Linked DNA regions of Homo sapiens: region 1 is linked to region 2. The links are chromatin contacts, found by Hi-C or POLR2A ChIA-PET in ENCODE. All regions are on one chromosome and are shown on one strand. Each heading gives the region's core, a stretch centred on a gene start or an enhancer-like site at or near the end of the contact. The rest is flanking DNA. Distances are from core to core; before and after follow the strand shown. Region 1 overlaps LOC101928331 (a long non-coding RNA gene). Region 2 overlaps LOC105374942 (a long non-coding RNA gene).

Evidence for each region. A loop is a pair of places that touch in the nucleus more often than their neighbours do. ChIA-PET counts read pairs that join two places held with the same protein, here RNA polymerase II (POLR2A). Pooled maps may share reads with other maps.
Region 1: a map of prostate gland shows a loop between it and region 2 (4-fold over the local background). The contact joins two enhancer-like sites. A Hi-C loop is called at or near these places in 2 of 168 maps with a recorded cell type or tissue (prostate gland and sigmoid colon), 1 of 37 single-sample maps with no recorded cell type and 5 of 50 pooled maps. POLR2A ChIA-PET finds 5 or more read pairs at or near these places in 2 of 52 experiments (H1 and HCT116).

What each region holds. Positions count from the first base shown.
Region 1 is chr6:14,475,389-14,480,042 of GRCh38, forward strand. The region is part of intron 1 of LOC101928331 (a long non-coding RNA gene); the gene reads left to right. Among named protein-coding and RNA genes, the nearest start is that of LINC01108, 190 kb to the left of the region's middle. Within about 2 kb of position 1,748, at least 11 of the 41 ENCODE cell types and tissues checked have a DNase peak (open chromatin) inside an H3K27ac peak, as active enhancers do.
Region 2 is chr6:14,439,095-14,443,506 of GRCh38, forward strand. The region is part of intron 2 of LOC105374942 (a long non-coding RNA gene); the gene reads right to left. All of the region lies in intron 1 of LOC101928331 (a long non-coding RNA gene), which reads left to right. Among named protein-coding and RNA genes, the nearest start is that of LINC01108, 160 kb to the left of the region's middle. RefSeq lists an enhancer at 2,322-3,020. Within about 2 kb of position 2,490, at least 6 of the 41 ENCODE cell types and tissues checked have a DNase peak (open chromatin) inside an H3K27ac peak, as active enhancers do.

The sequences.
Region 1 (4,654 bases), core at 498-2,997, 36 kb after region 2:
TTGCTCATTTACATACTCACTAGAATAAGACAGGTGCTATTATTAAGCCCATTTTGCAGATGAGGGAAGTAAGGCACAGAAACGTTAAGTAACTTGTCTGCAATTATAGGCAGAGCTGGGATTTGAACACAAGTAATCTATCTCTGTGTCCAGCCCTTAGCCATTCCACCGGGTCTCACACTTGATTAAGGATCTCAATGGCAGGCATGGTGGTGCACACCTGTAATCCCAGCTACCTAGGGGTCTCAGACAGAATGATCCCTTGAGCCCAAGAGTTTGAGTCTAGCCTGGGCAACACAGCAAGACCCTGACTCTAAAACAAAACAAAACAAAACACAGCAATGAATGGGGAAAATGGTAGAGTGAGTATAGCTAAAGGAACTTATGGGTTGCAATATTAGACTAAGGAGCTTTTCTAGAAAGCATGAGGAATGTATGAAGTAACAGAAAACGAAAAGAAAAGGTAAGAAATATGGAGAATAAAGTAGAAGTGCCAATATTCAGATTATCAGACCTAGAAAGAGAGAAGGATTAGAAAATAGGAGGCTCTATGATTCTAAACCAAATTGCTCAAGGAATGTTTTTACCTCACTCCTGAACTGACAACAGGGGTGGGTTTCAGCACCTTCAATATCTATCTTTCCCATTCCTGCCAGTGGTGAGGAATTTGTCAACGAAATCAGGAAATCTGAATTCACCATCCCTGCTGGCTTTCCCTGAAGGAGGCCATTCTGTCCAGGTGAATAGCCAGTTACAGCATTTGGGGGTTTTTGCAGACAGAGTAACAGGGTGTAGAAATCAGAGGCACATAAAGGTTTGGGGAACGGGGCGGCAAACTGGTCTCCAGGATATTGTTAGCTATATGGAAACATGGACAGAACCAATGGGAAAGGGTGTTCTTTTAGATCTTTCAGTCAGAAAACTACAGCCAATGAGCCAGATCCAGTAGCCGCCTGTGTTTGTAAACCATCTTTTATTGGAACACAAGACACGCCCGTTCGTTTATTTATTGTCTGTGGTTGTTTTTGCCCTACGATGGCAGAGTCAAGTAGACAGAGACTGGATGGCCCACAAAGAGTACAAATTATTTACTATCTGGCCCTTTACAGAAAACGTTTGCTGACCTCAGACCTGGATTCATGCTTCTGGGTTAAAATCTGTCAGGGCATCCTGCTTGTCCCCTCATGCCTCCCTCCCTCCCACCGTGTCCACAAGGGACTCTTCCTCTACCCTAGCCCCCAACACTGGGCTCAGTCACTGGAATTCATCACTCATGGGTGGGCTCCCGGTGGGATGGTTAGCTCCTCTGCTTGCACCTGAGTAATTAGAAGGGTCGTTTCATATTCTTCTGTGTTCTCGGAGGTGCTGCCCACTTGTGCATTTGGGCAGGGAGGGCTCTGCTCCCTCAGTGGTGGTTGGAGTGAAGGAAGGATGAACCATAGACCAGAGGGTAGTTCCTTCGGCCGCAGGCAGCACTCACAGCTCACTTAATTTGCACAAAGCATACAGAGAGAACCTGACCTCTTGCTCAAGAAAGAAAGAAAGAAAATACAGCTGGAGCTGGGACTGGGAGGGAGAGAAAGGGCTCTCTTCTGGACAGGCAGCTGCTTGTGTTGCGTTGGAGTCCTCTGTCTGTACCTCCATCTGCCCTGGTGAGATAACATTTCACGATGAGAGCTGAGGAGGTGGCTCCCTCCCGCAGAGGTGCATGACTTGGCTGGAGTGTTTTGCTTCGCTGGCACACGTCTTCTCTTTTCAAGTTAGCTGAGCTCACACATCCCCCTTGCTTGTTTGCAAAGTCCATATGGGAGATGAAGGCGAGACAGTTTGACTAAGGGCAGAAGGAGGGAGTGAAGAGGAGGAAATGTGGGAGCGGGGATGCCTGGCCAGACCGAGCCTTCCTCAAATTAGGTCACTGTTTATATAAAAAGTTAAAATTAAACCGAGGACTATTTTCCAAGGTTTCTGACACTGGACATGGCTCTGTGCAGCATCCCTGGAATGCAGTGCAATAAACATCACAGAGCACATGACGTCACACTGAGGGAGAAGCCAGGGAATGTCACTAGCAATGAATCCCAGGCTCTACACAATTATGCTGGAGACAGACAACATCCTTGTTCTCTCTGACTCTTTCCTCTGAGTTTTCCTGCTGGCTTTTTCTGTTCTTCTAATTCTCACGTTTTTATCCACGAGGCAACCATGTCCCCTGAGAGTTACCACACACAGGGCTCTATGTTTCTGTTTGGCCAATAGCATAAAGCTCTTCAACAAAGCTTTGACCTTCCTTCTCCTTCCGACAAATTGTTACGGCCTTACCTTCTCACAGTGATTCCTCAACATGAAACAGCAAGGTAGGTTTCATTATCACCAATCTGCAGATGGAAAAAGCAGGCTCAGCGAGGTTCAAGGACTTCCTTAAAATCACAGAGCAAGACAGCGGCTGAGAGGCACTCAAAGCAAGGTGGTCTATGAGCTTCCCAGTATACCACACCACCCTTCTGACTGCCCTTGTCCTGGCACACCTCCGTAGGTTTGCCATGTTTAAGTGGCAATTAGAAGGGATGTTCCCTGAGGGAAGGGACTCCGGCATATGCCTTAATGCACCTGTGGTGTCCAGCACAGTGCTTGCTACATCATAGACATTCAAAAGTCCGTGTTCAGTGAAGATCCTTATATATGCCCGTTAGCCATGTGTTTGACTTTTTCTCTTGTAGTCTGGAAGGTCTTTGGAGGCCTGGGTTATGATTTTTCCTTAATATGGGGCCAAGTCAATAACCTCAACCTCTGCCTCCAAGAGATTTAAATGGAAATGAAACATTGAGTATAAGATGAACCCACCCGATCCACCAAGCAGTATTCTTTATATGGCTTCCCTAGTGTCAAAATACATCGCTTCAGGCCTGGCCATTGTTGACTCCATTGTTGACATCCTGTCTCCTTCTGGTAGTCAGATTCCTCTTCCATGTTTGAATTCTGTATCTATGTTTTTAAATAAGCCAGGAAACACTCACCCCGCCAGCTCCAAATTAGTTCTTCTTTTCATGCCTTTTCTGTTTCCTGGCTCCATGCCACAGTCTCCCTCCATTAGAATTAAGAAATAGCGCTCAGAGAGTCATATGTCTTCACCTAGTTAGCACCTTTCCTTCGGGACAGCTTCTCTGAGGGTGGCTCCCACATATGCCAGGCTTTTCTCCTAGCAATTCCTAGGTTGTCAGTGTCAGGGGCAGGGAGGAGCATGTGTGAGGATGGGTGTGGGTAGGGGAGGAGAGGGGAAGGTGCAGAACACTGTTACACGAGGCACTCTGTCGTGGTGATTGAAGGAAGCAGTTTCTTGGCCATGTGTCCAGGATGTGCTTTAAGGGAGCCAAGACAGATCATTCATATCTTATGAAGAGTTGTATTTGGAATCTTTAAATAAATAGGAAATGCTTGTCTCTCCTTATCTAACTCTCCATTTGTCTTTTTTAAATCCTAAGTTTCATAAAGATACCTGGAATTAAATCATCCCAAGTTAGGTTTCCATAAAAGTCCTTAGCCAGCAAAATCTTTCTCTCTGGGGCCACCTTTTTCTGGGAAGTTCCCTCAGCTCTGCCCGTCCTCCTACCCTCCGCTGTACTCCCCACAGCCGTCCTTCACAACACTTAGCACACTGTGCTGGGGTGAGATGAGCTCCCTCGTCTCTCTCCCTTTCCCTGTCTTCTCTATTCACACGGAGCCTGGCTCATAACAGAAGGCCAACAAAAGACTGTTGAAGGAATTAATAAATGAGTAAAATTTTCTTGACATTTAGTTTGAATTTTTATTCTCAGATTTCAACATAAGACTATCCTACATGTATCACAAAAGCAGAAATTCCCTGAGGGGAATCTCATATGTGATTATTGAATTATTTTCTAGATTTTAATTTATTCTGCTTTTGCATTCTTTTTTTCAGCTGTCTATTACTTGGTAACAATCTCCTCCCATTATTTAAGAGTTGGTGGTTGGCAGGGCTCAGGTGGCAGTTCTTCAGCATGAAAGTGCAATAGCTCAGGTCACTCATCAGGTGCATTCACCTGGAAGTTCACTGAGACTTACACATCCTTGACGGTCTCTTATTCTGTGGGGGTCTTTCTCTATGTGGTTGCTCATCATTCAGTGATCTAGCCCGAACTTCTTCATAGAATGGCAGGTGGCTTCCAAGAGGAAGCATTTCAAGAGGACAAGCCCCGATGTGCAAGTGCTTATCCAGCTTCTGTTCGGTCACATTTGCTGCTGTTCCACTGGCCAAAGCAAGCCCCATGGCCAAGTCCTCTACCAATGCAGAAGGGACCGTGCGAGGGCATGTCATAGTCTACCACTGTTACAGAACCCAGCTGGGTCTGTTTGACCATGCAGGGCAGAAACCCAAACACTGAAGTGTTGAATTTTTTAGAAAGAAAGTGTTATTGCAGGGCAGCCAAACAAGAAGATAGGAGATGGGTTCAAATCTATCTGCTCATCTCAGCTCACAAGTAGTATATTTAAGGTCAGCAATTTTAGGAGGAGGATTTGGGGGCTGGTTAAGGACTTGTAGAAAGGAAAGGGAAGTTAGGAAATTCTCATTCAAGAAATAAACAAGTGAATAGGAACAGCTCCGGTCTACAGCTCCCAGCGTGAGCGACGCAGAAGA
Region 2 (4,412 bases), core at 1,240-3,739:
TTTGATCAGCAATGTTAAATGCTTATTAAAAACCACAAAAACATTCACATCACTGATAACGTTGCTCAGCCAGTGACCACCAGAAACATACACACACCAAGCTGGGTTTAGTGCTTACAAGGAACCATAGAGTTGCTCAGTAGGAGCTTAGAAAGGACTTGTGGTAGGATTTTGGCTCATATTAGGTATTTAGGGGGAAGATTTAAGGAAGTGGGGCTTTGTTCTGGATTGGATGCTATCAGGAAGTGTGAGTAGTTCTATGAATAAATCTAATCTAGAAGGCGAAAAAAAACTAGAGCAAGGCTAAAGCTTAAAATGGGTAAGAAAGCTGTGGCAGTCATTCATTTATCCAGGATAGGAAGATGCCTGGGTCATTTTTGTGGTTTGTGTATTTGTCTGGATTCAGACACGATTGTGCGGTGGCCTTTTTCTTGTCCTGACCCTTCGTGGCCTCAGAGTGGCCTTATCTGATGTTAGAGTTCTGTGAAATTGTTTGTGTTCAGCAGGAGAACACATGGGCTAGCTGTGAGGGCCAGGCCTGCTCCTAATGTCAAAGGCTGCTTTTCTCTTCCTAACCTTTCAACCCCAACACTGTGTGTATTCGTCTACTTGGGCTACCATAACAAAATGCCACAGACGGGGAGGCTTAAACAACAGACATTGATTTTCTCACAGTTCTGGGGGCTGTAAGTCCAAGATCAAGGCATTGCAGATTTGATTTGTCCTGAGGCCTCTTTCCTTGGTTTGCAGATGGCCGCCTTCTCTCTGTGTCTTCCAGTGATCTTTCTTCTGTGTACATGGAGGAAGAGAGAGATCTCGGCTTTCTCTTTCTCTTTTTATAAGAACACCTGTCATATGGATTTAGGCTGCACCCTTATGACCTAATTTAACCTTAATTACCTCTCTAACATCTGTATCTCCAAATACAGGGGGTTAACACTTCAACATATGAATTTTGGCACAATTCAGTTCCCAGTACTGTGCATCGGTCCAAGATTTCTGGAGAGATCTTTCACAGAAGGTTAAAAAGAATGCACGTGTTGATGGTGGTATTACCTTCCATAGTAAAACTTAGAAATAGGCAAATATTTCACAAAGCAGAAAGGAAAAAGCAGGTGAAGGCTCAGCGAACAAATGGGCTTAGGGGTACTCAAATGGTAGTAGGGTGGTGGGTTAATTGGTAACTGTTTTTAATTATTCATTTTTTATGTTGCTATAATACTGCTTTTGCGGCAATAATCATGCAAATACCTATGGGAAAGTTGATAAAGAGACTTAAACTTTTTCTCCCTTTGGAGTAAGTGAAAGCTAGCAAGTGCTCTGTCAGCATGTTTTAGTGTACTTCTGTGGGAAACAATCAGAAGGGGGACCAACAGGGCACTGAAAGTGGGGAGGGACCCCATTGCAGCAGGAGCATCAGCAAAAGCCCAGAAAAGGACAGCTTGGGAAAAACCTGTCCAACACCCCACTTTCCTGATTTAGCCTACTGTGGGCTCTGCTGTATAGCCTGTGATGACCCAAATCATTTTCCAGATTCTGCCTTCAGAACTGAGCTGAGTCCTTGTGTGATGCTGCTGCAGTGCCCCCAAACAGATGGGAAGGAAGCATAATTGAAGAAATAATCCTCTATGCTGGCCCCACTCCCCGCCCCCGATGGAACTCTCACTCCATTAGAGCAAACATTCCCAGAGGTATAAGATGATGAATAAGAGATTCTTTTGTCTGGTTTTGTTACTGCCCTCATAACTATTCTTTTAGTTTTTTTTTTTTTTTTTTTTAACCTGGAAGAATTGCCCTCAACTTATGTAATAGGTGCAATAGACCCTTGATTTAGATTGTAGGTCTTGAAGTGCTCAGGAGCCCTAAGCATGTGGCCCATACCCATTTTAGGACAGATTGTTACGGCGGAGAGCATGCTGTAAACTTCATTGGCAAAGCGGAGTCCAGCGCTACTATCTGGGCCAAATCTATTTATAGGATCAAGTCTCCAATCTCTCAAAACAACCAATTTCCCCTAATCTTTATGGTGAGCCTAAGTGCCGGCACAAGCCCCATAACCCCGAACCACTCAGACCTCCCCACAATGCTGTCCTCCCACCCCACTCTGTCACGCGGGGTCCTCTGGAGGTTAAAAGAATTTATTTTGAAATGAAATGGCAACTGGAAAAAGCTTTTATTTTCATATGGGAAAAACCTCATGAAACATTTTTCTCTTGATTAGTGTTCATAACAGCAGCCTGGAATGCTTTCTGCAACCAATTTGTAGATGTTCTTATAAAACAGATCTCTCTTCTTGATGTGATTTTTTTATCCCCCTGCACATTTGTTCTGCTTAAACCTTTCAGCACATTTGTTAACTTGAGTGACATCTAAAAAAATCACCACCCCATTAATGCGGACTCATCCAGTCCATGGGCTGTGCATCGCTCCTTTAATTGGGATGGCTTGGTTCCCTCCCAGATGTTCCCTCTCAGCAGATACCATTGTGTTTTGAAACTTTGGATAATTATAGCTCTGTAAACGTAGAGGAGATTTGTTGGCTCCAGCCAGCTCCTGCTCCTAATGTAACAGCTTCATTGTTCAGTAATCGCCCTATTCACAAAGCAAAGGGATCCGTGTCAGCAAAGACATCTATTCAAAGCACCTTCCCTGTGCTGGATAAACAGTGGCAGAAGCAGTCTACTGAGCGACAAAAACACTCACAGGGGACTAGGCCACAAGTTTGACCAGGGCTGCTTTTCGCTTCTCAAATGGGACCATTCTTCAGAAATGTCTTCACCTTTTCTTTTGCAACCAATCAGCCTGCAGGCAGAGTCTTTTGCTTTGCTGGTGAAATCCCCGCTAAATGCTAAAAAAAAAAATTTGTGGGAAAATTTTGTGGGAAACTCTCTGCAGCGTAGAAATGAGGCAAAGGGGCCGAGATGAGATGCCAACCAGTGGGGAGTGGTCCACACATGCTGTCACCAAGGAGGACAGGGGAAAGATAAATGTCCCTAAGCTGTCTTCTAGGAAAGATCCAGAACAATTTCTGGGAGTGCTGTGGGAGAGAGTCAACAGTGGCCACACAATGTAGGAAGAGGTAGAGAGGTTCTTTGATTCTTTTGAGAATGTTCGCTGGAGTTTAGACCCTGAGTTTTCTAGCCAGTGGGAGCCCAGTGAATATGAGAGCCCAGATTTCTCTGGCTCTTGCGTACACCCGCTAATGCAGGAGCACGCACTCTCGGAAAATTCCTCCGTCCTGTGCTGGTGTTTCTGAAACTCCCTGGGAAATCTACTTAGAGGGTAAAGAGCTTGAGCCAAGCATAACTGACTTGCACTTAGATTCACGGCGGACCTAAGAGCCTAGCGCTACCCTGTCATCATACTGAAGGCTCTCAGCAAACCACGCAGTCTACACATGCCACTTTGCGACTTCCTCATTTCTCCTAGATCTGGTCCTGACCCTGCGGGCATCAGGAGGGCAAGCCAGGATCTTGGGAGGGGGCAGAGATGAACAAGAGAAAAAGCAGGGAGATTTTAAAAATAATTGCCATAAGTGGTGTAAGTATAGAATATCCCGTGTGTGTATACCTATATAAATATATATTATATAGGTATACATAAATCATATGTGTATGTATATATACCTATATAATATATATTTACATGTGTATATGCATGCATATATGTATTAAAGGGATGACAGCTTTGGCATAAAGGTTGTTTAGAGGTGAGAATATTTAAAATCTTATCTGAACTTTCCTTATCTGACTAACACAGAGTCTTTCAAAAATACAGGCTGCTATTAACCCTGCTCTGAGGGGCTTTCCTGCGAATTCCAGGAAGTGGACAAATTGTCCCTTCCCATTGGCACAAAGAAAAACGCACTGCACCTTACACATTTTCCCATCGAATCCCTAAATTCCTGCTGCTCCCTTTTTTGTTATATTGGTACAATTCGAGCATCCTTAATCCAAAATCCAAACTGCTCTAAAACTCAGAAAGTTTTTGAGCACTGAGAGGATGCCACAAGTGGAAAATTCCAGACACATATACGAAAGGACACAAACTTTGTTTATGTGCAAAATTCTCTTTAAAACTGTATGAAGTTATCATCAGTCTATGGGTATAAGTTGCATGGAAAACATAAATGAATTTTGTGTTTAGACATAGGGCCTGAGATTCCCAAGATCTCATTACGCGTATGCAAACATTCCAAAATCTGAAAAAATCCAAAATCTGAAACACTTCTAAGTCCCAAGCATTTCAAATAAGGGATATTCAACCTGTATAGAAACCTTCACCACTGGGTATTCAGTGAGTTACTCATTAGTGACGTCAAATGCATGCGTAAATAAATCTTCTCTTTTCTTCTGCTAATCTGTCTATTGCCAGTTAATCTGCAGGCCCCCAAGCATTCCAAACTAATTGAA